Regions from separate parts of the Mus musculus genome. Here regions 1, 3, 4, 5, 6 and 7 are each linked to region 2. Evidence: chromatin loops called from intact Hi-C (ENCODE). Cell type or tissue: heart. All regions are shown on one strand.

Region 1 (4,000 bases), 180 kb after region 2:
TTAACTGGTTTGGTTTGAGTTTTGCTGTTTGTTTTTCTTTGTTTTCCTCTTGGATGCCACCCAGACACCCCCCCCCCCATCCCAATGTGACTGTCTTTGAGTTTTGAGAGTGAGGGAGTTTGCTTTTAAAATAGCCATTTTTTTCAGTCAAGTGGTTATTTGAGGAATTATGACAACTGTCAACACTCTACACAACCCCCACCCTCAAGGTTGACTATAATCTAAAAGGCTATGGGGGAGGGGGCAGTGCTACTAGGATTGCCGATAATGCAATTTAATAGCAGCTTGAATCCCAAGTTCTAAAACTTGACTCATCCATTGGAACCTGGTTTCATCTGTAATGTTTCTACCTAGAAAACTCAAGTGAGGAGCTAAATGGACCGTTTGGTGCAGGTGGAACGCTTTGAGCCACTAAACTCACAAGCAAGCCAAATATCCCTTTGGGGGCAAGATCTAGATATAGTGTATAGCCACCCTCAGGCAAAGCTAATCCCCTTGCTGGATCACCTTTCAGTGGCAGGAAATTAATTTTGTGGTTCCTAGAACCGGGCTCCCATCTGGTGTCGGGAGGCTGGTACAAAGAAAGGCAGGGGGAGGAGAAACTTTTGCTATGGTTGTGTTTAGTCAGTGTTTCTGAAGTGAATTAATTGGTGACAACACTCTTACACATGAAACAAACCCCTTCCCAATCCCACCCTAGAGTTTCTCAAAGCAGCTAGTTTTCCAGAGCCACATGCCACAGCCGTTGATGTCCCTGGAGACTGGGATGAGTTTGTCACGGCTGGCTTCTTGCTAGTTTCTAAAGGCCCTGGCAGAGAATTGCACACTCCAGAGACCTCTGTTTGGGACTTGAAATTTAACTTTAAAGACACTTAATTAGCAACTTAACACAAGCTGATTTGCTCTCGGTAACAAATGTGTCATTTAAATATTAACTGTTTTCAAGAAAGCCTGGTAAAGGCTGGAGATGTGAAAGATAATAACTTATTTATGTCTGAAATATTGCTAGGACTACCCGCCTTTGAAAACCTTCTAACATGTCCCATGTGAGTACCCCGTCACCAAAAAAGTTCCAGGGGCAGGGATTTACTCCGTGTGTTTGTGCCCATAAACACACAGAACATTCATAAGCCCAGAGGCTTTAATACACTGTTGTTTGTGAGGGCAGAGACAACCTAACCGTCCACTGATGGGGACCAAGCCTGTCAACAAGTGTGTTCATGGGCTGGAATATGTAAAGAGCTGGGATCTGAGTAAGGACATGAAAAGCTATCCAGACCCCAAACAGCAAACCTGAGAAGCAAATTAAAGAGCAGAATGTATGTACGCATGATACTGCTTGTGTGTGCTTTTTAAAAAGTGATTAAAATTAGATGCTTCTATGACATTAGAACATTCTGAAATAGTTTTTTACAAATAGATAAGAGGTCCTAGGGGATGGAGTGGGGAAGGAGGTAGGCAGTCCCGTCCCTCCGTCATAGTGACTTGCTGAACTAGCTAGATATTTTTTTTAACCCCGAGTAGGTTGCTGTCAGAATAACTGAGAAACTAGCTAATAGAAGATTATATTTACTTTGGATTAACAGAAACAAGAGAGGTGCTTTGTTTGCAGACAGTGGCAGCCAGGTTCCCAACTCTGTTTGTAGGAGGTAAACGGTGGGGGCAGAGGGGTGGGTGTAGAAGAAGGTGTTAACCCATTCACTGTAGAGGAAAGCGGCGCCGTGCGCTCAGCGCAATGCGCATTTGGTGACATCTCCTCTGTAGCTGTGGCCTGACATAAGGACCCCACCCCACCCCCTGAGACCCGCAGGGCGCCTGGACGCCAGGAGGAGCTGCCACTCCCAGATGGCTGCAGAAAAAGAACGTCTTCTGCGTCAGCCGTCAGCCGGTGGCACCTCAGCCCTTCCCTCTGCTCAGCCAGGGCGAGCCCCAGACAGCGTAGCCCCCCCTCCTCCCCGCAGAAAGAATGGAGACCGGAGAGGAGATCTCTCTCTCTCTCTCTCTCTCTCTCTCTCTCTCTCTCTCTCTCTCTCTCTCTCTCTCTCTCTCTCACACACACACACACACACACAGCTTTCTCCCTGATTGATCCCTCTCCCTATCCAGTTCCTCGAAATAGCCAAAGCTGGCCCTAGTCCTCACCATGTTTGTAAATCAAGGTCGAATTGCTTCCAGGTTCTACTTGAGTTTTTGTGGGTGCTTTAACCAGACCAAGTTTTCGGTCCTAAGGCCTCATTAACCTACTAATTAAATGGCAAGTCTTTCAGAAGATCTGTAGCTTTTTTTTTTTTTTTTAAAGTTCTTCCAAATCTAAAATATTTACTCCTGGGCTCCCTAGCTGAAGTGTATCTCACGAAGCTGCTTTTTTGTTTTCAATAGTCATTTTGTTCCAAGAGGCTTCAGTGTACTGCCAACAAGTAAAGACTTGCTATCCACCCGCTGGCCTTAGAGAGAAGCCAGGGAGTTTAAAGAAAAAGTAATGCGTGTATCACCAGGTTCCCTCTGTCTGTCTCTGTCTGTCTGTCTGTCTGTCTGTCTGTCTGTCTCTCTCTCTCTCTACCTCTCTCTCTGTTTCATTCCTTTATAATAGCGTCTTAACTCGCATCCAAGATACTTAGGACATAAATGAAGAAAAAGACTGTGATTTGCTCGCCTGAACTGGGAGGCTAACTTTCAACAACAGTCTGTTTCTCCCAACCCGGCTCTTCTTGAAAAAAAACAAAACAAAACAACAACAACAAAAAACAGAATAGAACAGCAAACAGCAATCAGACCTTCAAGACTAACCTGAGTCCTCCCTCTCAGCCAGACTAAGAAATGTTATTAGAAACTTGAGGAAAAGGTACCCCGTTTTTCCTAAGTTGTGGGACTAATCTGGTGTCAGTAGCTAAAGCTGTTATTTTCCTTATTGGAAGAAGTCCAGATACTCAGTTATTTTTGAAGAAAGGCCGTCTAAACAATCCAGGCCGTTGTCCGCCTCTCGGCTTTGGCACTCCCAGGACATGCTGGGAACAGCCCTCGAGACTGAAGTTCCTTTATGTTTTCAGCCACTTGAGAAAAAGTTCTGCCACAAAGTTCTAATGACATGAAGTCCTACAAATCAGCTTGGAAACGTCTAAATGTGTTTTTCCTAGAAAAAAGTGCCAGACATCGATTTTATCTGGCAACCATCAAAATATATCAGACCGCAAAACTATACATTCCTGGACCTCACATGAAGCACGGTGAGGGACCTCAGTGAGCCAATCCCAGAGCTCAGCTACAGTGGCATCTGCAGTTCACAGCCCAGGCAGCCGAGCTGACACTAACCTCTGCTGAGACCCAGGCTCACGACAGCAAAAGAAAACCAAACCAAAGTTTAAAAAAATAAAATAAAATAAAAAAATTTTAAAAGCATAAAAAGCAATGAGCGGGACATTTCTAATCCATCTTTTCTACTTCCAGCTTGAGGTACCATTAAATGCATTCTTTAACTCGTTACACAGAAAACAACACAGAAGCTCACGTGAATACATTATTTATTTGCAACTGCAGCTTCTAAAACTGGTATTGATAAATAATACAGTGACCTCAAAACAGGAACTATCTTTGGAAAGAATAAGTCTTCACACAGTCATTTATTCAGCATCGACTATGAAAAAGTAGAGTTGGGCTACAAACTACGGGGCACTGTCTGCATACCGTTTACACTCCAGCCCAGGAGCAATAGGATGGAGCTTCAAGAGGTGTAGGCCTAAGTTAGACCAGGCTTGTATAGGAAACATGAAGGAAATGGAAGGAAGAGTTCAAGGCCAGCCTTGGTGATGCAGGAAGATCAAAGCCAGCTTGGGCTACATGAGAGTGCCTCAGAAATCATAAAACAAAAGTCAGGACAGACAGACAGACAGGGGGAGAGCCAAGGAGACTGCTTTTCAGTACAGCTTTCCATACTCGACCACTGATGAAAACAAACTACATGTATTGTGTGGGTGAAATTTTTAGAAAAGGTGGCAACAGGGAG
Region 2 (4,000 bases):
GCAGCCTTCCAGACCTTCAACCATAAACAGAACTCATTCATTTGTTCATGCATGTAATAAATATTCGTCTCCTGAGTGTGCTATATTCTAGGCACCACAGACAATGGCACGGAACAAGACCCACCCTTCTGGGTTTATAGGCAAGGAGCAGAAACCTAGATACCTAATAATGAAGCATCCGCTTTAATGACTTAAACAAACAACTGCCCCATAACTGGATAGGCATCTCACATATATTAACTTCTAACCGTTTTATAGAAAATATTGCTACTGGAGTCACTAAAACAGCAATTGCTACAACTACTAACCTTGGAATTCTTAGTGGACATTGTAAAAATTGCTAGTGTGTAACTTTAAACTCCCCTAAGAGACAATATCAATGGTGGGCAACTTTTTACTACTTAACTCATTTCTACTATTTAACTCTTCAAACTAGTCATTGCAGGTGTTAGCTGGAATTCTCGGGTGTAAATGATTTAACACAGAAAGCAGTGAGATGTGAATCCTTCCCATAGAGAGGTCCAGCCAAGGCCATGGTATGAAATAGGGAGGAGCCTCCAGCATCCTCTCGCCTCCTTTCTGCAAGTTTCTCTTTCCTTTTCTCCCCATGATTTCTAAGGCCCAGGTCCCTGAATTCTGTATTTTATCTTGAGTGACACCAGGCTACCCCCCTTGAGTCTTTCACTGTGACACCAGGCTACCCCTCCGGCAGTCCGTTCTTCAAATAGGAACTATTCTCTAAGCTTTTCCAGGGAAGCATAGAGTGAGAAATGTTTTGAAAAACTGTGCCAACTTACATGTGGTTAGCAGCATCTTAGGATTCTCATGAGTATTTCTAATCTAAAATTAAACTTCTTATCAGAATCTCAAACTATTACAAATTAACGCAGAGAAACAAAGATAAGTGAAGAAATTCAACCAGTCTGAGTGAAAGTCTCATTTGTTTCTGAAGTTAGCCTTGAGACAGAAAAAACTACCAGCATTACTTTCCTCTCTCTTTCTATTTTGAAATAACATAATATTAATTTTTATTATTAATATAAAATAACAATAGAATTACAAGAAAATACTATAGTCTAATAAATGTATTCATTGAATATCACCTCACATACTTATAGTTTTGTGGTGTTAACATTTGAAGTCTGTTCTCTGAAGTTTTAAAATAAATGTTGCATTGTTAACTATTAAACACCATGCTGTGTCCTCTTGTCTCTCAGAAACTTTGTATCGTTGGACCAGTATCTTCCCAGCATAGCCCTCTTCCTGGCCCCCAGTATCCACCATTCTACTCTGGCTTCTATGATCTCTATTTCACATATTAGCGGAATCATGAGACAGTCATCTTTCTGTGCCTGGCTTACATCTCTTAACAATGTGTGTATGTGCATCCTTTATCCATTCATCTGACAGTCTCTAAAGTCAGTTTCATCTCTTGGCTATTCAGAATGACACTGTGAATGCAGACATCTGCTCAACCCACCTATTTCATTTCCCAATAGTGGGGCCACATTGTTTTAGTTTTCGGAGGATTTCCATATTAGTTTCCATAACGACGAAAATCTATTCATATAACATTGTATTTTATAAGTCCTCTCCAAAAAGTTCCTATGGTAGCTGGGATCCCCATGTTTGAATAAAGACAGAGATGGGGGAGGAGGAGGAGGAGGAGGAGGAGGAGGAGGAAGTGGCGGAAGAGGAAAGCTATGATCAGTTATTTGTAGGACTAGTGAGGGTGTGTGCATGAATGTACATAGAATGTATTCAATGCTTTTTATTTGAGGAGCTGCTGATAATAATTACTGTTAATTGACCTCTTTCCATTCAGGATATCATTCTTATCATAAGAAATTCACTTCTAGCCAAAATTTGGAACCTAAGAGCCAATATGGTCAGGGTAAAGTTAAAGATAGTGACTAAGCCTGACAAACCACATTGCTTTTTCAAACTTCAAGTACTTTGATTTTTTTCTGGCACAAGTATCTCTTGACTAAAAGACAGTTGGTGAACTAAACCACAGATTTCATTTTTCTGAATAACTAGAAAAAGAATGGGTGAAGCCCTCACTATTTCCAAAGAAGCAGAGACTCGAAGTCAGGATATGGTAGCATGAAATTCCAGATGAGCCAAAGTGAACCCCCACACAGTATTTAGGCCACGCCTGGCGGAGCTGTACTTCGAGCTGACCTCTTTGCTTCTGGGAGATGAGGAGGAGACAGGAGTGCCATTGGTTCCTGGGAGGGATCCTGCGCACTGTCTAACCAGAGGAGCTCTACAGGAGCCGCAGTCGTAAAGTGTTCCTCAAATGGGCTACAACTCTGTGGCCTTGGGTCAGCTTCCACAACATCCTTCGCTCGGGCAGCATCCATCTCCAGCTGCTTATGACTCTTCAAAGAAAACTCCAGTAGAGGGCAGAGCCACAGAGCGGTGGGGGAGACAGGAAGCGGCGCAGGCTCAGGCTCAGGGTGTTCCTTCCAAACAGTTCCGACTACTTTTATTTACTGTAAGATCTCTACTTAGAAAGCCCCACACGGGATTTGTGAAAGAGATAACAATAACAACAACAACGACGACGACAACGACAATATAATAACTTGGACTATCTTGGCTTTGTCTTTCTACAGTATTATTTTCTATAAACATCTCTCCTACAAAATTCCTTCCTGTCTAGAATGCTGAAGATACAGAGTTTTAGCCAAGTTCACCGAGGCATCTGACATAATGTGGGCAATCCAATGCTGTTTTCCAGCTGGGAGCTAGCAAGGACACGAGGTAATCCACGGAGCTCCTCTGACCAGCTCAGGCTGGCCTCTCAGTCTCCCTCCTCCCTCCCACCGACCTCCATCCTTATCCCTAGGAACTGGTGGTATACTTTAAAGTTTAAAACCTTTTTTTTTTAAAGTAAAATGTGTACTTGATATTTTAATTTTGGCTGTGTGCCTTAGTCATTTTCTATAATTTCCCAAGCCAATCAGTTCTTTCTGTCTCAAATTACCAACAAGTAACCGGCCTCACCCATTTTCCAATTCTTTCTGACTAGCGTAGGGCCTGCTGTATCGAGGCTGCGCACACTCAGTGAGTCTGGGGAAAGCAGTGCTGGCCTTGGCCTGAGCAGGCACCTCGCACTTTCTAGCTGACTCTAGTGACAAGCCAGCGACTCTGAAAACAAATGACCACGCCAGGCATTGCTCAGCTTCGGCTTGGAGGGAACACGCAGCTTCCTGGAAAAGTACTGAGGCACTTCTGGGAAGAAAGGACACTCTCTGTTGACACAGGGATTGGACAACAGGGGCTGGGTAGAAAAATAAAAAGGAATGGCCACCGTGGTCTCTGACATACAAGGAAGCCACAGAAGGAAGGAGTGGAGAGCCGTGGCCTCCGCTGTGAAGGGAGGCTGCAGGAAAGCGAGTCTTCAGTCTCATGGGGTCAATGACAAGGCCCAGTTCCCATGGTTCTCAGTGTCCTCACATGTCCTGCCTCCTCTGACTCCACACACGATGCTGAGAGTAAAACAATGTCCTTATTTTCTCAGGTTGCCGTCAGTGTGACGAGACACAGTGAGGAGGAAAGGCCCGTTTCACCTTTCGGTTCTCAGGATACTTTCATCACTGAGGGAAGCCAGGGCAGGGACTCTAGGTAGGAACCTAGAGGCAGGAACTGAAGCAGAGGTCAGAAAGGAATCCGGCTTACTGGCTTGCCCAGGACCACCTGCCCAGGGGTGTCACCACCCATAGTCACCTGGGCCCTCCCACATCAACCATTAATCAAGAAAATGACCCACGGACTTTCCCACAGGTTAATCTGATAGAGGCATTTTCTCTTTCTTTCTTTCTTTCTTTCTTTCTTTCTTTCTTCTTCTTCTTTTTTTTTTTTTTTTTTTTTTGGGTTTCTCGAGACAGGGTTTCTCGAGACAGGGTTTCTCTGTATAGCCCTGGCTGTCCTGGAACTCACTTTGTAGACCAGGCTGGCCTTAAACTCAGAAATCCTCCTGCCTTTGCCTCCC
Region 3 (4,000 bases), 230 kb before region 2:
AACACAGGGGTACAGGGAGCCATCAGTCTGTCCAAGGACACTGTGCCTCCCATCCAAAGCCTGTTCTCAATGCTACGTTTTCCTTTGTCGTCTGCCTGCATGGTCCTGCTGGCCAGATGGCTTTTGTTCTCCAAGTGGCCAACCCCCTCCATTTTTCTGTGGCTTCTGAACACATTGCATAGCTATCAGCTTAAATCCCCTCCAATTGGTTAATCATAGTTTTATAGACCAGCACAGACAGCCTGAGTCCTCTCTCTGTGGTGTTGCAAAGCTAAACTCAGGCGTCAGCTGGGACTTGGTTTTTCGCAAAGCAAGCTTTGGCTTCTCTCCCAGCGCCCTGGCCACTGTCAGAACTCACTTTCTCACAGTTTGGCTCTCAGCTCTCTCCCGGCTAGCCAAATTCCTAATGAACAACCAATCAGAGAAAACTCCACAAGAGTCCTTTTGAGTCTCCAATCTCTTCTGCCAGGAACATTCCAGTCCCTTTAAAGTGTTCAGCTGATTGGGCGAGGCCTGCCTTGGACAAGCTTTAGATTTTTAAGATTGGCAGACCCGGGGATCTTAACCACACCCACAGATTCTCTTCCCAGCAGCCCTCAAGTTCATTGTTTGAACAACGGAGTGGAAGGATGTGTACATTGTGGGCTGTCAATCCACTTTTATTCTGTCACGCTACTTGACCTCCAGGACCCAGCTCAAGTGGTGACTGCTCTCCTCCATCCACAAATCACACACACACACTCCATTTTTCCAGTGGACTATGGTGTTTTTTAAATAAAACACTCCCCCAAACCCGGGTCCATTTTCTGCACCAACCTAGGCTGTTTCTAGAGAGCAGGAGCCTAGACTGGGACATCTGTGTTCCCAGTACCTAGGAGAGCGTCTAGCTTAACACATTCGCTGCTAGAACGATGTGCCAGTTGAGCAAGCTCTCCAGATAAGAGCGTTTCTTTCGGAATCACGTAGGACAATGCTTGCGGGGAAGTGCTAGAAACCTTCAGCGAGGCTGTCTTTGATTCCCCAGGTCTTTGAAGGCAAAGATGAGCTCCAGTTTACTTAAAGCTCCTCTGAGCAGAAGCCTCGGCAACGGTGAGGCGGGTGGACCACTAGGTGTCACTCAAGATTCAATAAAGAGACGCAGGTCCTTAGAAAGCCATTTCTACCTTCCCTGGGGGAGGAAAGTGCTTAGGTGGTCCCCAGCCATTGTTTCTGTTGGTTCACGATCCCTCATTAGCCGCTGTTCTCTCTCTGCGGACGGACGCATTCTGGGTCTAAAATAGGACACCAGGCAGGCACCACGAGAGTTGGAACCTCCCGACTGTCGAATACAGCCTCGCAGTTTTATAGACAGGCAACTGACGTGTGTGTGTGTGTGTGTGTGTGTGTGTGTGTGTGTGTGTGTGTGTGTGGCTTTAGGGTGTGTCTGAGTTCCCTCCTACTCAAAAGTGTCTGAGATCTTTCTCAGGACCAAGACCCCTAGCTCCGGAGCTCTAGAGCCCAAGATGAGGAAGGTAATAGGGAACAAAAAAAGTAATAATCGGCCGTCTTTTTCTTAGAAACGAAGGCCTCAGGAGTGGGGGGACACTGTCTCCTTGGGATCAAGGACTGCAATTAGCCACCGGGCTGAAGGGAAGGGGCTAAGAGAGGGCTTGTGAGGAACAGCTCCTTGGCTTGATCTCTGGTTGAGGTTTTTTTTGTTTTTTGTTTTAAATGGCCCTCTAGAAGTGAAATCTAGGCATAGGGCTCACCAACTGCCAGGTTGTATTTTTCTTCACCCTCGGCAGAGGGCGCCCTTCCCCCGTCTCAGCTCCCTGCTGGGCCAAGGCCTGAGGCCAGCCCGAATCTTTACCCAGCCGTCTTGTGAAGCACCAGGGGCCAGCTGGCTCATTACACTGAGATAATTCCGGACACACTTATGTTTGACCTTGGACGCGGTCTTGAGATGTTCTACCCCTTTGGCCCCTGTGGTTCTAGGGCACATTGCTATCTTAAGTGAATATTGATTTGCCTTTCTTGGTGCTCCTGGGAAATGAGAGGTTACCCCACTGAGAAACCAGTTAAAGAAAGCTTGTTCGGAATGGAGAGTCCTGCCGGGCTTCATACACACACACACACACACACACACACACACACACACAGAGAGAGAGAGAGAGAGAGAGAGAGAGAGAGAGAGAGAGAGAGAGAGAGAGAGAGAGAGAGAAAATCTAATCTATCAATGCAATACATTCTTTTAAAATCTGGGAGCCTCCGGCCCCTCCCCCATTTGATTTGCTCGTTCTTCTTTGCATGAAAAAAAGTCATTCATTCATTCATTTAGTTTTACAACATGTGTTTTTATTAGGCACATTCTGGATGCCAGGGACCTGGCTTGGGAAAGCGGGCTGGCTTGCTGGTTTGGGTGAAGTAACTTGTGGGAAAGGAGATAACTGAAGAGATATTTGTAGGGATAAGAGTGAGCTATGCCTGAGATGACAGCCAGAGAGGAGAGGCAGAATGGGGTGGGGGTGGGGATGACAACAAGCCTTACCTGAACCTCAGCCAGGACTCTTTTCTGCCTCCCCTCCCTCTTGGGTTGCAAACTTAACAAAGGAAGTTGCGAGTTTTTGCTCTCCGCATAGCCCTTCTCTAGGTGAAGCCAGAGGCAGAGTGTGGCTAGACTCTGTTTCCAGCTTTGCACCACACTCCTGGGCTGAGCACCAGCCATTTTGCATGTTGAATTCACATCACTCATTGCCTGTGAGGCTTAACACGCTCTAAAAACAAGATGCCCATCTGGGTGCTGCAGCTGTTTCTCAGTGCTTGCCGAGCAGGTATCAGGATGCAGGTACCAAGGATGCAGGAAGGACCTTAGAGACCAAGGAGGAAGGCTGCTGGCTGAGAGGTGTTACAAAGGGATGATTCTGGGTCTGGGCCTTTAAGAACAGGTGAAATTAAGAATTAGTGTGTTCTGGGGAGACATGAAGAAATGTCTATTGACCCAGATAGGACATCCACGGCAGACCAAAGGAACAATTCTACTGTGGTGAGCCAGTGAATTTATTAGGGCTACTTGGTGACACAAAGGCTTGTGGCACTGCTGAAAAAGCTTATCCCCAAACTGCTAACCACATAATCCCCAGAGCTTTCTGCACAACTCTCCGGTGTGTGTGACCCAGGTTGGCTGGGCTCCAGTCCCATCTCCCCTCCCCCGGCCTCCTACCTCCAGTAAGTGTCACTGCTCGGGTTGGAAAGATGGCTTAGCGCTTAAGAGCACTGACTGTTCTTTTGAAGGTCCTGAGTTCAAATCCCAGCAACCACATGGTGGCTCACAACCATCCGTAATGAGATCTGACTCCCTCTTATGGAGTGTCTGAAGACAGCTACAGTGTACTTACATATAATAAATAAATAAATCTTTTTTAAAAAAAGTGTCACTCCTTATATGGTGTTGGGAAGGGAGGGCCCCTCTTGTGAATTTCCATAGCTTCTTGAAACTCAGAAGTTTTGTTTATTTCCTTAACAAGCCTCTGTTCGAGTTGGGGTGGAGGTGGGCATATGCTTCAGTTCCAAGGAAATATCTACTCAGCAATCAGGACTGGGTCCTGGATAGTTAGAAAGAAAAAAAAAAAGATTAAGACAAGTCCAGTATGCTTGTTAGCCTCACTAAGACAGAGAAGTTTGCCTCCACCATCCATGTTATCTGTAGTCCCAGAGCAGGCAGGTGGGCTCTCTGTGGCCCTGCCTGTGTCATTCTCAGAACAATGAAGGCAGAAGAAGGCAGAGGCTCAGGTCATCACCTCTACCTGCAACTGCAGGCAGAGCTCTGAATAAGGGGTTCAGACCACTGCTCCTCCTGTGCGCTCCTATAGCGGGCAGCGTCTTTCCTGTTGCCTTCGTGGTCTGCCCTGCCGGCCTTGGCCGCCTGCTCTCTGCTCATTTCACGATGGCGGCAGTCTCGTTCCCCTTCTTTAACCAAGCCCTAACTGGACCTTTCCTCACCCATATGCTCTTCCCGCGGCCT
Region 4 (4,000 bases), 55 kb before region 2:
AGTCTTCCCAAAAAAATCATTGTGGAATCGAATCAAACCCATATTTAAGATTTTAATTTTAATGTATACAGTCATCTGGTGTTATGCACAGGGAATTGGTTCTAGTGCCTTCCCTGCAGGTACCAGAATATGTGAACGCACAAGCTCCTTACAGGGATTGGATAGTATTTGCAAATAATGCACACACATGCTCCCTGGTATACTGTCACATCAAGACCACTGTTAGTAACCAATGCAATGTGAGCGTTATGTCGACAGCTATTTTACTATTGTGTGTTGGGGATAGTGGTAGGGATTACATCAGTCCTGAACAATCTCCAATACTTTCTGTTCTTGGTTATTTGAGTTCTTTAATGTGGAATCCATAGTTATGGGATGTCTATAACCACCAGTTGCTCTTCACTGAAGGCTATACAGTGATATATTCCTCAATAGTATATGAAATTGCCCATTTTAAAAAATGTTTTAACTGTACATATTATTACTCTCTTAAATCTTTACCATGAAACAGAAATGTGGATTATCGTAACTTCTTTTGTTCTTCTCAATTTTGATAACGAGCAACCCTAGACTGCAGCTGAACTCTGTGAAGGCATAATGGCCACTCCTTAGGAACTCGGCATATAGGCACATTGATGACTTAAGGAGTGTCCCCCCTTGAACCTGATGACACCTAACCTATTTTTGTCCTGCTTCAAAACTAAAGACACAAAGATGAGAGTGACCGAGGTGTCTTACCATCAGCCTTTCCCATGGTCTGGCTCTGTGCCCCACAAAACCCAGACACTGTCCCAAACCTACCTTGGGTTTTAGAAACAGACTTTTGAAGACAGATCAGCCGGTGATGAGATTACCCCCAAGCAGAAACAAACCCTTCGAGAAAAACAAGTGGTCCCTTATTATACAATAAGGACTTCTTCCAACCACCTTGCAGAAGCAAGCCTGAGACAGTGATTAACCATATCACACCCTGACCAAAAGTGCTTGATTAGGCACCTCTCTTTCCCAATGCCCTAATTCTTCCTCTGCTTGAACCTAAAATTCACATCAGTACTTGGGATAAACTCGGGGGTCAATGATTGAACTTCCTCTCTGCCCTTCAGCTGCCATACTGAACCCAGTCTGTGAGGACTTGGGGAACTGGGAATTTTATCGTAAAACACCAGTAACAGCAGCAGATGAATAAAGCAACCAACCGAGCCAGCAAGATGGAAGTCAGACCAAGATGAGAGATCCAGAGTCCAGACCCACAGCCTGTGACCCCCCTCACTGAGAAACTCTCCTTAATGTGTTCTCATAGCTTGCTTCCTTATAAAGATTCATTTATTTTTATTTTACATGTGTGGGTGTTTCACCTGCATGTATGTATATATGTCACGTGTATGCAGTACCCTAGAGACCAGAAGATGACAATTGGATCTCCTGAACCTGGAGCTACAGATAGTTTCTGATGCTGTGTGGGTGCTGGGAATTGAACCCAGGTCCTCTAGAAGAGCAACCAGTGCTCTTAACCACTGAGCCATCTCTCCTCTCTAGCCTACGTAGTTTGCTTCTTATCATTTACTATAGTTATGAATTTAAAGAAGATTAAAAGCTCTATGAGGGTAGGGCCTATTTTGTTTGTTTGTTTGTTCTCCAGCTATGGTAGCCTCCGTCTAAGTATACCTATCGTGGTGCACTGGAGACACTAGGAAAACTTGTTTGCTAAATAACTAAGTGAGCCAGCCAAGAGCAAGGAAGTCTGTGGTAACAGGTGAAGTATTTTTCAAAGCCATTTCAAGAGTTAAAAAGAAGAATCAGTGGGGGAAGGGGGGGGTATGAGATGCTTAGAGTTCAGAACCTGCTCCTACAAAATGTGACTGTCGGGCGCTGGTATATGTCACGCCCAACATGCCTCTACGGTGTAAGGAATATTTTGAACTGGTTATTGGTACAGGAGAAGCTGATGACAGAACGGAAGAAAGCCTTTTTATAGAGGAATCTCCATCTCAAAAGGAAATCTTCCTTTGCTAAGGTGTCTCCTCTCAGCGCCAAGAGGAATGGCTGACTCTACGCAACTAGAAACGCAGCCCAACAGGGAAGGCATGAAGCGGAAGCACACAGAAAATGTTAATCATGTTTGCTGAGCATTTCCTGAGTATCCTGCCAGGATTCCGCAGAGCCTTGCCCCTCACCCCCCTCTCTGTTCTAGGAACGGATGGGATTTCAGCCTGAACTTACTCTTTCTTACTCTCTGTTTCCTATTACCCAGGCACTCATGCTGTTAAACATTGGGTTCCTGATCTCTTGTTGGTCTCTTTTGCTATAAGGAACCATCCTGACTGAGAACGATGAAAGGGTGGGGAGACTGCAAAACATTCCATTCATCTTTCCTCCCCCACCATGCTGACAGTCTGGCCATGGGATTCCCTTCTATGTTCCAAGTCTCTCTTGTGCCTGGAAATCCCACCCATGCATGTTAGTGCCTGATGTGCTCACTGTAAGTTTACAGCTGTAAACTCCGGGTCTCTCACTGTGAGAAGGCTCATTCTACTGATTCCTGAGGAAGCTGGGGACTTGAGAAACAGCTTGACAGGAGAGAAAGGAGCTTTTACCAGCAGCAAGCCAGCAAGCTGAAGCTGATAGATTCCTTCCTGTCCAGAACAAACCATCCTCCCTAACAACTGTAAGTGAGGAACTTGCACATCAAATTTAACACAGCACTCTTTAGCTACAGATGGCTAGGTAAATGCCGGAGCAATCTTGACTCCTACAGTGGTCCACTTCTTTGATGCTCATTCTGGCGTTATCTGAAAAAAATCACTGATATTCTGGGTTCTGTGCAGGAAGATTGCTGATTGAAAGACTTGATGACCTGCTGGGTTTTTCTGTTCCTTGTTCCTGGTAGAGATGACTCTGGCATTTAACATCATAAGCATTTCTTTGGAATTTACAATGTCAGGAAAAAGAGGGGGGAAACAAAGAGGCCAGTCTGCATGCAACAACTTGCAAAGGGCAGCTTGACCTGTCCGGTGGCTTGGGAAACACTCGGGCCCTACAGCATCAGGAGCGGGCATCCCCATTGGAAAGTTGTTTACAGAGCTGGGAAGAGAATTGTCTGGCTTTTACTTGGGAACCCAAACTTTCTAGCCAAGAGCAACCTTAGATAATCTTTGCTGGAGTTAACAAATCCACATGACAGGCCATGTCCCAATCCTGTTGGTGGCTACATCAGATTAGCTGTGTGGAAAGCAGAGTGTGGTGACAGGAGGTAAAGGGCAGGAGGAGTATGTCTCCAAGAGTAGAGGACGCTAATGACATTTCATCTTGGGAATAGCTTTGACTTGGGCTTCACGGGCACCGAAGAGGGGATCTGGGGTGGAGATCGAGAGCGAGAAGGGTTCCTTACAGATTGCCACAAGGAGCTCATGTTCTGTGTGGCTGGCAAAAGTGAGGCAGCTGTGTCTTCCCTGTAATAGCAGGGAAAGGGAAAATTAAACCACATACACACACATATATATACATATACATATACATATACATATACATATACATATACATATACATATACATATATGTATATCAGTATCACCAGGAGTGGGATGTAAGATCCACCTGTTACAGAGCAAGTCTCTATCTCAGCCCCTTACTTTTTCCATCCCCTCTCGTGCAACTCCTCCTGGGCATCAGTTTCTCCAGCCTGCAAAATAAGTAAGGTAAACAAGGCTCACCCTGTGGTCCCTAAGAACATCAGATGATTAAACTATAGCTGAAGTCCTAGGCTGGAAACATTACAAGTCACATCCAGCTACCTGTCCCAAAGAAAAGCCGGCAGAGTTGATGGGAAAAGGTATAGGAGGTGGCTGGGGAGGTAGACTAGTGGATACAGTGCTTGCCATACAAGTATGAAGACCAGAGTTCAAATCTCCAGGGTTAATGGAAATGCTAGTCCGTTGTCATGGCTTGCCTACAACCCCAGTGCTTGGAAGGCATGAGGGATCCTCAGAGCAAGCTGCCCAGC
Region 5 (4,000 bases), 85 kb after region 2:
TTGGGACCTGAAAATGAAGGTGCTTCTTGTTGTTGTTGTTGTTGTTGTTGGAGTTTGGGGATTTTGTTTCATTTTGTTTCTTTGGTTGATTTTTGTTTGTTTGTTTTTGAGAGACAGAGACTGGAAACTAAAGAGAAAAGGAAAAGGAAACAGAAAAGGGAGGGATGAAAGGAAGGAGGGAGGGAGAGAGGGAGGGAAAGAGGGAGGGAGGGAGGGAGGGAGGGAGGGAGGGAGGGAGGGAGGGAGGGAGGTAGTAACTGCACGTGAAAAGACATGGTGTTGTTACATCAGAAAGAAAAAGCTGATAAATGTCTCTCTTCCAAAACAGCCCTGCTGGGCTCGACTGGGGAACTGGATCATCAACACGGGAAGCTAGGGCCTTCAAAGCCACTAGAAAGTGTGGTTACCATTCCCAAAAGACCAAGGCACTGGGGTTTGATTAAACAGCTGCTCTCCTTGGGGTACAGGGAGTATCACTCCCCCTTTCTGCTGTCTTCTCTCTTGTCTCCTCTCTCTTCTAGAATGACTCCAGAGGCAACATAGGACCATGAGAACAGAAGTCATGTCGTAAAGACGGCAAAGTCCATGAACAGGAGCCTGGGGACAACAGACTCTGTGTGTGTATGTGTGTGTGTGTGTGCGTGTGTGTGTGTGTGTGTGTGTGTGTGTGTGTGTGTGTACTGTGTGTAGAACTCACTAGCGCTTTGTTTTCCTTTGCCTCTTGTTTTGTTTTCTCTCCCAGACAGAGTCTCATTATCTCACTCTGCCTGACCTAGAACTTGCTATGTAGACCAGGCTGGCCTTGAACTCACAGGGATTCTATCTGCCTTTGCCTCTGGAGTCATAGGGCTAAAGGTAGAAGCCGTGACACCTGTCTCACTGTTATTTCTTTGTAGCCCTCTCTGTAAGCTGTTTGGAAATTTACATCCAGGGGCTAGAGATGTGGCTCAGTGCTATGGCATCTGTGAGACTCTGGGTTCAATCCCCAGCACCATAAAAAAAAAAAAAAAAAGGAAAGGAAAGACACTAATCCACAAATTCCCAGGCCTCTTTCCACATAGCAACCTCTTGAAGGAGAAAGGCTCTCGCTCCATTCAGTTTCTGATGTCATCTTTTTGATGCCTTTTAGAGCCCACAGCACTGTCCATGTTAACCAGTCCATAGGAAGCAGAGAACCCAACTCAGGTGCACCTCAAAATAAAAGGCAAAACCCGCACAATGACCAGCTCGGGTTGCAGAAGAGATGCTCAACTTTGCTTAGGATCACTTGTTAGGACTTCTTGAGATTTGGTAATTAATGGTTTCCTTCCAAAGAGATGAGAACAAAGCCAAGATGGACGGTTGGGTGGGAATGTATAAAGTACCCGATGGACAGGAACAAAAAGCAAGGCTTCATGGGGCAGACCTTGCATAACTCTTTGTGTGGTTAGTACTTAAACCCCAATGTTACCTCACAGCCCAGTACTTCAAGACCTGGAGACTAAACTGGGTGCACCCTGAAACCAGATCCTCGTGTGAGTGAGCAGAGCACAAAGGCACTATCAGTTAGCGTTACCCAATGCTCTCTCTCCTCTTCTGCACGCAAGAGAAAAGAAAGAAAAGGCTCAATGGGTCTGGTATGACAAATCTCCTCTGGCGAAACCCAGTTCAAAAGAAGTGGCAGAGATAATGACGGGCTCCACAGGGACTGTTTACCTCAGGAAAGTCCCTCTAGGCTTTCCTCCCAAACAATTAACTCTGAGCACCTGCTCTAACCCAGCACTGAGACTCCAGCAGAGGAGTCACAGGCTTCCTGGCTTTTCTCACTGGAGCATTTGGAATTGTGTGGCCCCAAGAGCTCTGTTGCAGCTGCTTAACTCCACTGCTGTGGTGTGAGGGCAGCCAGAGACAGCATGTTAACAAATAGAGCATTGCATGTTCCAGTAAAACTTTACTTCTGCACGCTGGGTTTGAACTGCCATGACAAACTGTTTTCCGTCTTTTTGGCCACTTAAAATTGGACTTGGAGGTGCAGCTCGGTCGCAGAGATTTTGGCTAGCGTGTGCAAAGCCTGGGTTTGTTCCTCTGCACCTTCACGAAAGAAAAAAAAAAAAGGAAGTATAAACCATTCTTAGAAGTCAGGTTACAAGTACACAGCTGTAACCTCAGCACTCAGGAGGCTGAAACAGGCAGATCATGAATGGGAAGCCAGCCTCTGCCACAGAGTGAAAGTATCAGACACACACATATATACATGGACACACACACATATACACATACATATACACACATACATATACACACTTACAACATACATAACACACACATATACAACACACACATATACAACACATACAACACACATATATATACATATACACTTATACAACACACAAACATACACAATACACATATATACTCACATATACACATACATATATACATATACACACATACACACTTACACAACACACAAACACCCACAACACAACACAACACACACATACATACATACACATACATACATATACATATATACACACACACATTTGTATATAAATGTACACGTACACAATCTATTCTTACGTCATAGGTCACACAAGACAGGATAACTGAAGCCACAAGTTCCCAACTTCTACACTCTATATTCCATGGCAAGGCAGCAACAATACAAAAGAAATCAGGCGGCAGGCAATAGTTTTGTTACCACCTGGCCCTCTGCCTCCTACAGTGCACTAAATAAGCGTTTCTTTCTATTGAAGACTTGATTTCATTTTAAAACTGTGCGCCTCCTAAAAGAGGCAGAGATAGAAAACTGCAGACTGTCCAAATGGAAGGCTGAGAGAGTGGTGCAGAGCAGAAGGCAGCAGCAAGAACCCCCACCATCTCTGTATATCTCCATGAACCAAACGAAGGGTCAAGAGAGAACTAAGCTAACAACCAGCCCAGCAGGTGGGCTAGAGATTAACCTAGAAGAGAGATGTGGACCAGGGCAGAGGCACAGAATTTAGTAAATATATTAGTTTCTTCTGCACACCTGGACCAAGGACTTGATAGGAACCACTTACAGGAGGTTACAGGATTTCTTTTAGCTCATGGTTTGGAGGATTCGGTCACAAGTCAGTTGGCTTCGTGAGATTAAGCCAAATGGAAACAGAGCATGGGACAGAAAAGGCTGGTCGCATCATGGTGGACAGGAAAGTGAGCAGAAGTAACTTCAAGGCATGCATGCCCTCCCAGGAACCAACCCTACCTACCTTATCTCGTAAAGGTCCCCAAACCCCCCAAATAGTGTGGCGTGCCTGGGAGCCAGTGTTGACCACACTGACGTGTGGGGAACTCGCCATCTTCTTAATCTGGTTTCTGTTACTGTAATAAACACCACGACCAAAAGTCTCGGGGAGGGGAAAGGGTTTATTTGGCTTACATTTCTACACCAGGGTTCATGGACAGAAGCCAAGGCAGGAGCTCAAGCAGGGCAGGAACCCGGTGGCAGGAGTGAGAGCAGAGGCCATGGGGGAGGGCTGCTTCCTGGCTTGTTCCCCAGGGCTTGCTCAGCCTGCTTTCTCGTAGAACCCAGGACCATGTGCCCTGGAATGGCCCCACACACAGTATACTGAGACCTCCCACATCAATCACTAATCTAGACATGCCCACAGGCCAGTCTGAGGGAGACAAGCCCTTGGCTGGGGTCCTTTCTTCCTCAGGTGACTCTAAACTGACAAAAACTGACTTGCGCAAACCTGTACCAAAGTTCAAGCCACTATGTACAGAATATTATTTTGTTCAGCCAGAAAAGATGGCTCTTGGATTAGAGAGCCGCTGGGCTCTGTGGGAGAGGTGGCTTTCATTTTGTCTGCTTGGACACTGAGCCTGGGAACATCAGTGCAGAGGGGACCAATCCTGAAGGCTTCAGACTTTCACTCTTCAAGTTTCCCTCATTTGAATAAAGATTTGGCCCTAGACAAAGATGGGTTCCAAAGGGTCTAATCACAGGTCTATTCCTGTATTTAATGGGGAC
Region 6 (4,000 bases), 260 kb after region 2:
CACATAACTTAATAAGGTCATCAATCCCAGTTGTGAAGGTTACAGCTTAGTAGGAGAGACAGACATTCATCAAATGACCACACTAGAAGATGCCTAACCGCCCTGCATGGTGGCACATGCCTTCAAACTCAGCACTCGGGAAACAGAGGCCAGCCTGGCCTACACAGTAAGTTCTAGGCCTGCTAGAGCTATGAGACCTCATCTCAAAAACAACGAGGACGATGACGACGACAACAACAAGAAAACGAGGAGGAAGGGGGAGGGGGAGGAGGAGGAGGCAAGCAGCTTAACAATGGGCACGTCAACTGGTTGATGGGTAAAAGTGCTTGCTGTATAAGCCTGATGACCTGAGTTCAGGCCTTGAAACTTAACTCCCCAAGTTTGTCTTCTGTCTTTCACACCACACCAGGGTATGCATGAACACACACACACACATACACACACAGACCAGGAGTCGGGGAACTACCAAACACTTCAGGAGGTATAAGAGATTGCCGTCAAGCCGGCCAAGTTCAATATCCAGATCCCATGTGGTAGAAAGAGAGAATTGAACACCCTCTTCATACATTGAATAAATGTTTACAACAACAACAACCACAAAAGATGAAAAGCAAGCCTACTGGCAGGAACCAAGTCCTCAGCTGACGTCTCCCCATGGTCCAGCTTCACTTTCCTACAGTCCTGTGATCCTCCTCCAACAGACTCCCATTGCTGGACTCTACTGTGGATGGATGGGCTTCTTGGCCCTGGAAATCAAGAGTCTTAACTAATGGGTTCTCTTACCTCTGCTGACTGGGACTAGAGTTGTTAGCTTCTTAGGAAGGCAGGAGTTTGTGGGACCAAAAGAAGGAGTCACAAAACCCTTAGCCCTTGTGAGGAGGCAATTCAGAGGCACAGTGCTTGCCTGACATGTATAAAGAAAGCCCTGAGATCAGTCCCCAACAGAACACACACACACACACACACACACACACACACACACACACACACGGAGAGACAGACAGACAGACAAACATATACACAGACAGACACATGTGGAGAGACGAGAGACAAACAAACACACACCATTTAAAATTAAAAACAAAAAAGAAAGTACAAGGGCTGGAGAGATGGCTCAGTAGTCAAGAGCACTGGCTGCTCTCCCAGGGGACCTGAGTTCAATTCCCAGCACCACATGTCAGTCAGTTCCCAGCTGTCTGTAACTACAGTCCCAGGAGATACAAGGGCACCAGACACCCACATGTTACTAAGACACACCTGCAACGAAAGCATCCATACACATTAAAAGAAAAATCTTTAAAAAAAAACATATTTTCTAACAAAAAGAAATCTGATGTCTTTAAATATACATAAAAGATTTATTTTTATATATGAAAGTACAAAAACAGTTAACAATGTTATCTTTGAGTAAGTCAAGGTTTTCTACCTAAACTTAATTAAAAAAAATGATAGTGAAAAACATCCACAGTTGGGAATGTCATTAGAAAAATATAAGTAGCACGGCCGATATTTAGCAAGTAGCACTGATCTTAAGGATGTTTGAGTTGGCCAGCTAGAAAGCAGATCTTCTCACAACCAGCTGTTGTATAAATACTTAATGATAGACGAGTAGAACGACTTCCGGCAATGACATTATCAAACCACCCTTTCTCAAGTAGCAATGTTCAAATTCTCTGCCATTCTGGCATTTCAAAGTCACAACCACAGGGTAAGCGGTTCAGGCTGAATGCTGTGTCACAGTGCCCTCTGGCGGTTTCGTCGAGAATGTGTTCCGCAGGTTAAGGCAACACAGCCTCTCCGGCTCTTCCTAGGGCTGCTTTTAAAGTAGCATCCCTCACATGTAATTGTAAATGGCCACTAAAACCTGTAAGTGGTTTTTCATAGAAGGGTAGTGAGGAAGGTAATAGTTTTGTCTCAGCCATGGAAGAGATAGGAAGATACAGAGGAAGTAAGACTGTGATGGGTTACTATTTGTTTAGAAAACTCAAAATCAGCAACACATGAAAGACATAATTCGGAGCCGGGCGTGGTGGCGCACGCCTTTAATCCCAGCACACAGGAGACAGAGGCAGACGGATTTCTGAGTTCAAGGCCAACCTGGTCTACAGAGTGAGTTCCAGGATAGCCAGGGCTACACAGAGAAACCCTGTCTCGAAAAAAAAAAACAAAAACAAACAAACAAACAAAAAAAGACATAATTCAGGAACTACATTAATCTATATTTTCAATACATTAAAGTCTAATTTGCTAAAGTACTCACACAGGACTGCGTTTGGCCTTCTAGAGTTCCACATTGGTCAACTCTGGACTCACAGAAACACTTTTTAATTATTTAATTTTACTTACAAGCCTTGTTCTTTCATGCTCATAACTTATCTTGATCTTTGTAAAACTTTTATTATAAGTCAATATAATTTTTTTCAATAGAAATAGCTTTGTTCAGATAAGTCAATATAAATTTTTTTCAATATAAATAGCTTTGTTCGGTATAAATTTGAAAAAGACTAATAGTGTTTTAAAGTTAGGAGCAAAGTTGGTATATCTGACAAGCTTGTATCAGACTTACTTTCTTTGATGCAATAAAAAAAAGAGAGAGAACCTAAGTGCTCCCATTGGGCAAGAGGTTCACATTACTGTCAATTATTGCTAACCTTCTTCTCTTTTGTTCACTATTCTGTTTTTGTCAGTCTAAGTTTTATTCCAAAAAGTTATGTATTAAGATTAAGATGTTTATAAAGATGTCCATCATTACAATAAAGCACCCAACTGGACAGACAAGGATCCGATTCAGTATTAATGGCCTAATTCCCTGATGGGCAACTTAAAAAAGAAAAAACAAGAAAACCTTTCCGGAGTGAAAGGCCAGGACGGCTTCTAACAGAATTGGTGCCTCTCGGGAGTTATAAAATCCACGATTTTGTCTATTTCTCCTTTCCATTCCCTCTCCTTCTCCTGCTGAGATTTCCCTTCTACCTCTTCTTGGTTTTTGGTCAACTGTTCCACTTCCTTTGCCTGAGGACCATGCTCACGGCCATTCCATTCTCTCCTTAGGGTGGCCATTTCTACTTCTTCAGCTGACAGTTTACCAACATCTATTGTCTTATTTTTTTATCATCTTGACAGCTAGAGCGAATGTCGACTTCAGAGTCCTTTCTCCTGCGTTGTAGTCTGGTTTCAACACTGACACAGCTCGGGCACTGCTGTCTCCAATGCTCATGCGCTTGGGTCACTCTTAACAGACCTGAAAGCCATGGTGCTTACCCCAGCCAATACACAGCAAGGAAACAGCAACCGGACACTTCCCTCCAAACTGCGCATGCGCCTCTGTGATAGCACAGTGCTGTAAACAACTGCGCACGTGGAATTGGCTCCTGTTACTGGAATAAATACCTCTGAGCAATGAATTAGTCAGGACCTTAGCATCAGGTGTTGTGCCTGCCACGCTGCAAGCCATGTCCTCATTAAGTTTATCAACTTTCCAGAAAACAAACAAACAAACAAACAAAAAACCCCAACCGACTCCATCAAGAAGCTTGTGGCTGTTACACCTCTTCTACTGCAAGCAAAACTCCATCATTGGCTAGAATTCCCAAACAGGTGCCTGCATGTCCAATGGCTTCCACAGCATATTCTACTTGGTATTACTAAGAGACCTTCTGGGAAAAGTACTGTGGTCCTGGAGTCATATCTTCAAGACACAGCTTCTGAACTTGATGTAATTCCGGAAGAAGGCATTGAGGGTGCAGAGCCAAGCCGCTCTGCTCAGCTGGAAAATCAACTTATTAGCTATTCTTTACATTGCACTTGGCTTCCTGACTGTCCAGTTGCATCGCCTTCACTATGCACATTTGGTTAGGCATCGATTTTGAAAAAGAAATTATCTTCACTCAATTTTATAACATTCAGACAAACGTTTTAACATTAGTGTGATAGAACATTTACCAACTCTCTGGAAGGGCCTGCTGCCAAGTCTGATGATACATGGGCGTCTGGAGAGCTG
Region 7 (4,000 bases), 110 kb before region 2:
AGTTCAATTGAATAACTCTAGCAATTAGAACTTGAAACAAGAGAACAGTTGGCTCAGCCAACTAATGATCTCTGCTTGGAAGGATTCTAGCAGAGGAGAGGGACTGTGAATATTCAAGAACAAATTCTTGTGTGGGGAGGGATCTAGGACTAACCAATATCCAGGTACCCACCCAGCCTTGAGATTCGGTTACTTTAGAACTCGCCATGCCTTAAGGATGCTTGCTTAGTGCTGTCATACCCAATCTCTCCCGTTTCTCAAGGCAACCAGCCCAAAGGTGATGTCAGCTGAGAAGGTCATTGAGACAAAGGGAAATAGATCAGGGGGATTTATGAGGGAAAGACTACAGTACCAAGCCTGAAACTTCTCTATCAAATGAGAAGCCCTAAAAGCTTCCAGTAAGACACAGCTTTAGAAACGACCATCATCGGGTTAAAGAGGGTCAATGAGATGGACCACATAATAGATTAACAATAAGCTTAGAGAAATTGAAAAAAGAATCCCTAAAATGCCACAGAGTTTTGGCAGTCAATCTTTATAGATGAATGGGAAGGGCAGCCAGGGGTCTCCAAAGGGGACAGTCAGAGAGTAACTAAAGTGAAAGCCAGAACCTTGGCTGTGGCTAGAGTTGAACAATATCTGAATTCTGCAGAAGTTAAATAAACTCTTATGGCAATTCCAGCTGAGTACAGAACAACCCATATTTGAGGAGCACTAAATGATCACACTTGACTTCCATTGGAAAAATATGAACATACTGACTGCCAGCATATCTCTATCAAAAAATCAAAAGATTACAGCAAAAAAGCAGTGCCAACAGCCAGAACAAGGAAGGACTCTATTCCCCATTCAAGTAGCTGAGATAGGATGTGTCTATTATGTAATCCACTAGTAAGAGTAACTGCAAAATGTTTTGTAGTCTCCAGCTGTGGTTGAGCTGTGATATCAAGAGGTCAGCCAGCATGGTTCAGGTTTATATAATTTGGGGGATGGGTTGATAGTGAAGACCAAACGTCCTTGAAGCCAAGAAAGACATCTGGAGCCTCAGGATGCACCACCCAAGAGGCTGGGGAAACTCAGAAAGGTAAAATTACCTCGCCCTACCCCCGGAAACGGAGGCAGAAGTAGCATTTTGAGCATTCTTTAGGTCATCTACTGATGATGGATGCTCACTACGAGTTGTGAATTTTTAAGGTCCCAAATTGAGGGAGAAAACCATGAGAAGGTATGTAAGTGTAGACAGCAGGCTTAATCTATAAATGTATGAGTTTATGTCTTCCAGTTTATGACATCATGTAGTCTACAGTAATGTGGGTCTTAAGTTCTGCATCCTACCCAAATCCCACAATTTGCAAGGCCTCCAGTAAAACTATTATGCAGACTCACTCTTCTCAATTTCATGGCAGAAGGACCGTGTTTCAAAAGGGAGAAAGCCCTTAGTGGTATTAATAAAAATATGCATGATTAAAGTCATCAAGCCTAAACAAGATATTAATACTGCTCCCCTCTCCATGAGGCTCAGGGATCATTGAGGAAGGGTTGGGTGGAGAGACTGTAAGAGCCAGAGACAGTTGGTGACTGCAGTGAAACAGAATTTGGGAAACAGGAGAGGTCAGTTATGCACATGGGCTCCCAGCAGCTATGACAGCATGCATGCATGAGACCCATTCAAATCAAGCCAGACAAGATCACAGTACAAATGGTGGAGAAAGTCACCAAATTCCACCCTTAGGTGAGGAGCTATGGGAATCCATGACTGCTGGAGGCAGGAGAGTCAGTTTGCTTCAGAGATGTGGCCTCTGAGCAACTATCCATGCTCCAGTAGATGGCCCCACACTCATGCTCATAAAACACAGAAGACATAAAACACAGTAGATTTGGTGGTTGAAAAAAAAAAAGCAAATTGAGAGGAAATATTGGGGGGATGGGGTGGATTTAATCATTTACTCTTAAGAATATGTTTTTATTATTTTAGATTGTGTGATGTATGTACATGTAGGCATATGGACATGAATTTGGATGCCTGAGGAGGACAGAGATGTCAGATCCTTTGGAGCTGGAGTCATAAGCAGTTGTGAGCTGCCCTGACTTGGGTGCTGGGAACCAGACTCAGATCTTCTAGAAAAGTAATAAGTGGTCTCAATTCATGAGCCATCTCTCCAACCCCCTATTTTTTTTCATTTTGTATAACATAAAAATTAAATAAAATTTAAAAGAAAGCAAAAAACTAAAGTTATCCAAGACATAGAGTACTTTCAAGAAATTTAAAATGAGAAGCAATTGCCTTATATGTCAGAAAAGAAATGCTCTCATGAGGCCCATGGGTTGAAGAGTCCCAGAGGAGAGGTTTAGGGTAGAGTCCTGCTTGAATCATGTTCAGTATGTGACTCATAAGCAAGTAACTTAACCCTGATCCCAGGTTTTCCATCCCATGAGAGAGAGGAATATCAGGGTACTTTAAAGGCTGCAGTGAGGAGTAAATGAATTGAAAGCCAAGAACTTACCATAGTACTTAGCAAACAGTGGAGGTCTTTTAAGCAACGGTGATTACTTTTGCAACATTACAGGTGCATACAAAGGCACAAACTCTGAAGGGCCAGCTTCCCTTTCTTATTCCCCACAAGAAGACAGACTCACTCCTGTGGGCCATTGACTTCTGGGAAGGCAGGGTTGAGAAGTAGATCTCAAACATTTGAAAGGTAATATTTGCATTAATTCCTTTGATTGTTGCTGGGCTAGAATGCCAGATGAAAGCCAACGACCAAAGGAAGAAAAAGTTGATTCTGGCTCACTGTTTAAGTAGGAGCTTTGTGTCAGCTGGTCACACTGCATCTAAAATCAGAGAGTAGAAACTTTAGTCTCTCCTCTTTTTAAAAAGGATTTTACTTTTAATTGAGAACCCCCCCCCCCACCGTGTTTATGTGTGTGTATGAGAGAGAGAGGGGAGGGGGAAGAAGGAGGGAGAGGGAGGGGGAGGGGGAGAGGGATCAGAGGATTTGGATTCCTTGCAGCTGGACTCACAGGTGGTTGTGAGCAGCCCAATTCTAATTTTAGGACCTACAAGAGCAGTATGTCTTCTTAGCCACCAAGCCAGGTCCACAGCCCAGTGGAGACACTCTCCCTTTCTTACTCAATTCAGGACCCTTAGCTCTGGAGTGGTGCCATCCAAGTTTAGGGTGGTTCTTCTTACTCCAATTAACTCCATCTAGATGCTTCCACACAGACAGACCTAGCAGCTATTCCTGCGGTTGTTGCACACAGGAATGTACACAGATGAGGCAGGTGTTCCTGTGGTTACTCCGCATCCCCTCAAGTTGACAGTCAACATCAGCCATTACGACATCAAAGGAAACTTTGCTCCTGCCCGCCATTCCTTTTCTGGAAATTTTTATAATGTGTAGCACCCCAGCCAGGAAGAAAGATAAATTAAATGCCATTTGGTTTATAATTACATGTAGAATAATAGTTTTCAATCTCTAGGAGATTCCATGTTTACGGTCTCTGGAAGGGAGCTATTACTTAAGGCCAACTTTGTGTATCCATTCTGCAGAATGCAAAACACAGTGGTTTTGACTTTAATTTCCTAATGTACAAAATCATTTAGCTTATTCATTCATTCATTCATTCATTCATGTATAAGAGATATTGATGAGCACTTTCTACAGTAGTATATATAGTAGTATATATACTATATATATATATATATGTCCATATATATATACACACATACACACACAGTAGTATATATACTACTCAACAACAACAACAATAATGAATTGTTGTTCAATAATGTAACAATAATGAATAATTAACATAGTTATGACAGGGTGCTAGATAAACGTTTGTATCTGGACGCAGGCACTGCTAACTCCTCACATTTAGTCCTATAGAATCTCTGCTCATTGCCATGCATTGAGGTTTTATTTGTTTGTTTTAGGTAAGATCTTTGTGTTCTGTCAGAACTGAAATGTTTCTAGACTCATGGTTCATCTCACTCCAG

Evidence for each region. Peaks named below come from ENCODE experiments on the same cell type or tissue, not always from the same donor. Only the 100,000 strongest peaks of a DNase experiment are listed, where the experiment ranks them.
Region 1: a loop joins it to region 2, with 1.8 times the contacts of the local background. A loop is called at or near these places in 2 of 42 quality-filtered maps.
Region 3: it touches region 2 in a loop (3-fold over the local background); 2 of 42 quality-filtered maps call a loop at or near these places.
Region 4: it touches region 2 in a loop (1.8-fold over the local background); 2 of 42 quality-filtered maps call a loop at or near these places.
Region 5: a loop joins it to region 2, with 1.8 times the contacts of the local background. A loop is called at or near these places in 4 of 42 quality-filtered maps.
Region 6: it touches region 2 in a loop (7-fold over the local background); 3 of 42 quality-filtered maps call a loop at or near these places.
Region 7: a loop joins it to region 2, with 2.1 times the contacts of the local background. A loop is called at or near these places in 4 of 42 quality-filtered maps.

The regions. Positions count from the first base shown.
Region 1 is chr10:95,396,898-95,400,897 of GRCm38, forward strand. It overlaps a transcript of Socs2 not described here. Among named protein-coding and RNA genes, the nearest start is that of Gm33230, 15 kb to the right of the region's middle. In heart, a CTCF peak has its summit at 1,823; DNase peaks (open chromatin) are centred at 1,824 and 2,984; H3K4me3 peaks cover 920 bases; H3K27ac peaks cover 439 bases; H3K27me3 peaks cover 281 bases.
Region 2 is chr10:95,215,741-95,219,740 of GRCm38, forward strand. The region is part of intron 2 of Cradd (CASP2 and RIPK1 domain containing adaptor with death domain); the gene reads right to left. Among named protein-coding and RNA genes, the nearest start is that of Gm29684, 72 kb to the left of the region's middle. In heart, a CTCF peak has its summit at 2,403 (motif pointing right); DNase peaks (open chromatin) are centred at 2,401 and 3,151; H3K27ac peaks cover 306 bases; H3K27me3 peaks cover 532 bases.
Region 3 is chr10:94,990,541-94,994,540 of GRCm38, forward strand. No RefSeq gene overlaps it. Among named protein-coding and RNA genes, the nearest start is that of Gm40744, 31 kb to the left of the region's middle. In heart, CTCF peaks have their summits at 1,108 (motif pointing right) and 1,785; DNase peaks (open chromatin) are centred at 451, 1,131 and 1,791; H3K4me3 peaks cover 1,586 bases; H3K27ac peaks cover 1,559 bases.
Region 4 is chr10:95,160,725-95,164,724 of GRCm38, forward strand. No RefSeq gene overlaps it. Among named protein-coding and RNA genes, the nearest start is that of Gm29684, 17 kb to the left of the region's middle. In heart, no CTCF peak of the experiment used is centred here; no DNase peak of the experiment used is centred here; H3K27ac peaks cover 651 bases.
Region 5 is chr10:95,300,864-95,304,863 of GRCm38, forward strand. All of the region lies in intron 2 of Cradd (CASP2 and RIPK1 domain containing adaptor with death domain), which reads right to left. Among named protein-coding and RNA genes, the nearest start is that of Cradd, 21 kb to the right of the region's middle. In heart, no CTCF peak of the experiment used is centred here; no DNase peak of the experiment used is centred here; H3K27ac peaks cover 427 bases.
Region 6 is chr10:95,474,421-95,478,420 of GRCm38, forward strand. It overlaps the pseudogene Gm3619. Among named protein-coding and RNA genes, the nearest start is that of Mrpl42, 26 kb to the right of the region's middle. In heart, CTCF peaks have their summits at 1,746 (motif pointing left) and 1,948; a DNase peak (open chromatin) is centred at 1,721; H3K27me3 peaks cover 371 bases.
Region 7 is chr10:95,102,214-95,106,213 of GRCm38, forward strand. No RefSeq gene overlaps it. Among named protein-coding and RNA genes, the nearest start is that of Gm29684, 42 kb to the right of the region's middle. In heart, a CTCF peak has its summit at 1,822 (motif pointing right); a DNase peak (open chromatin) is centred at 968.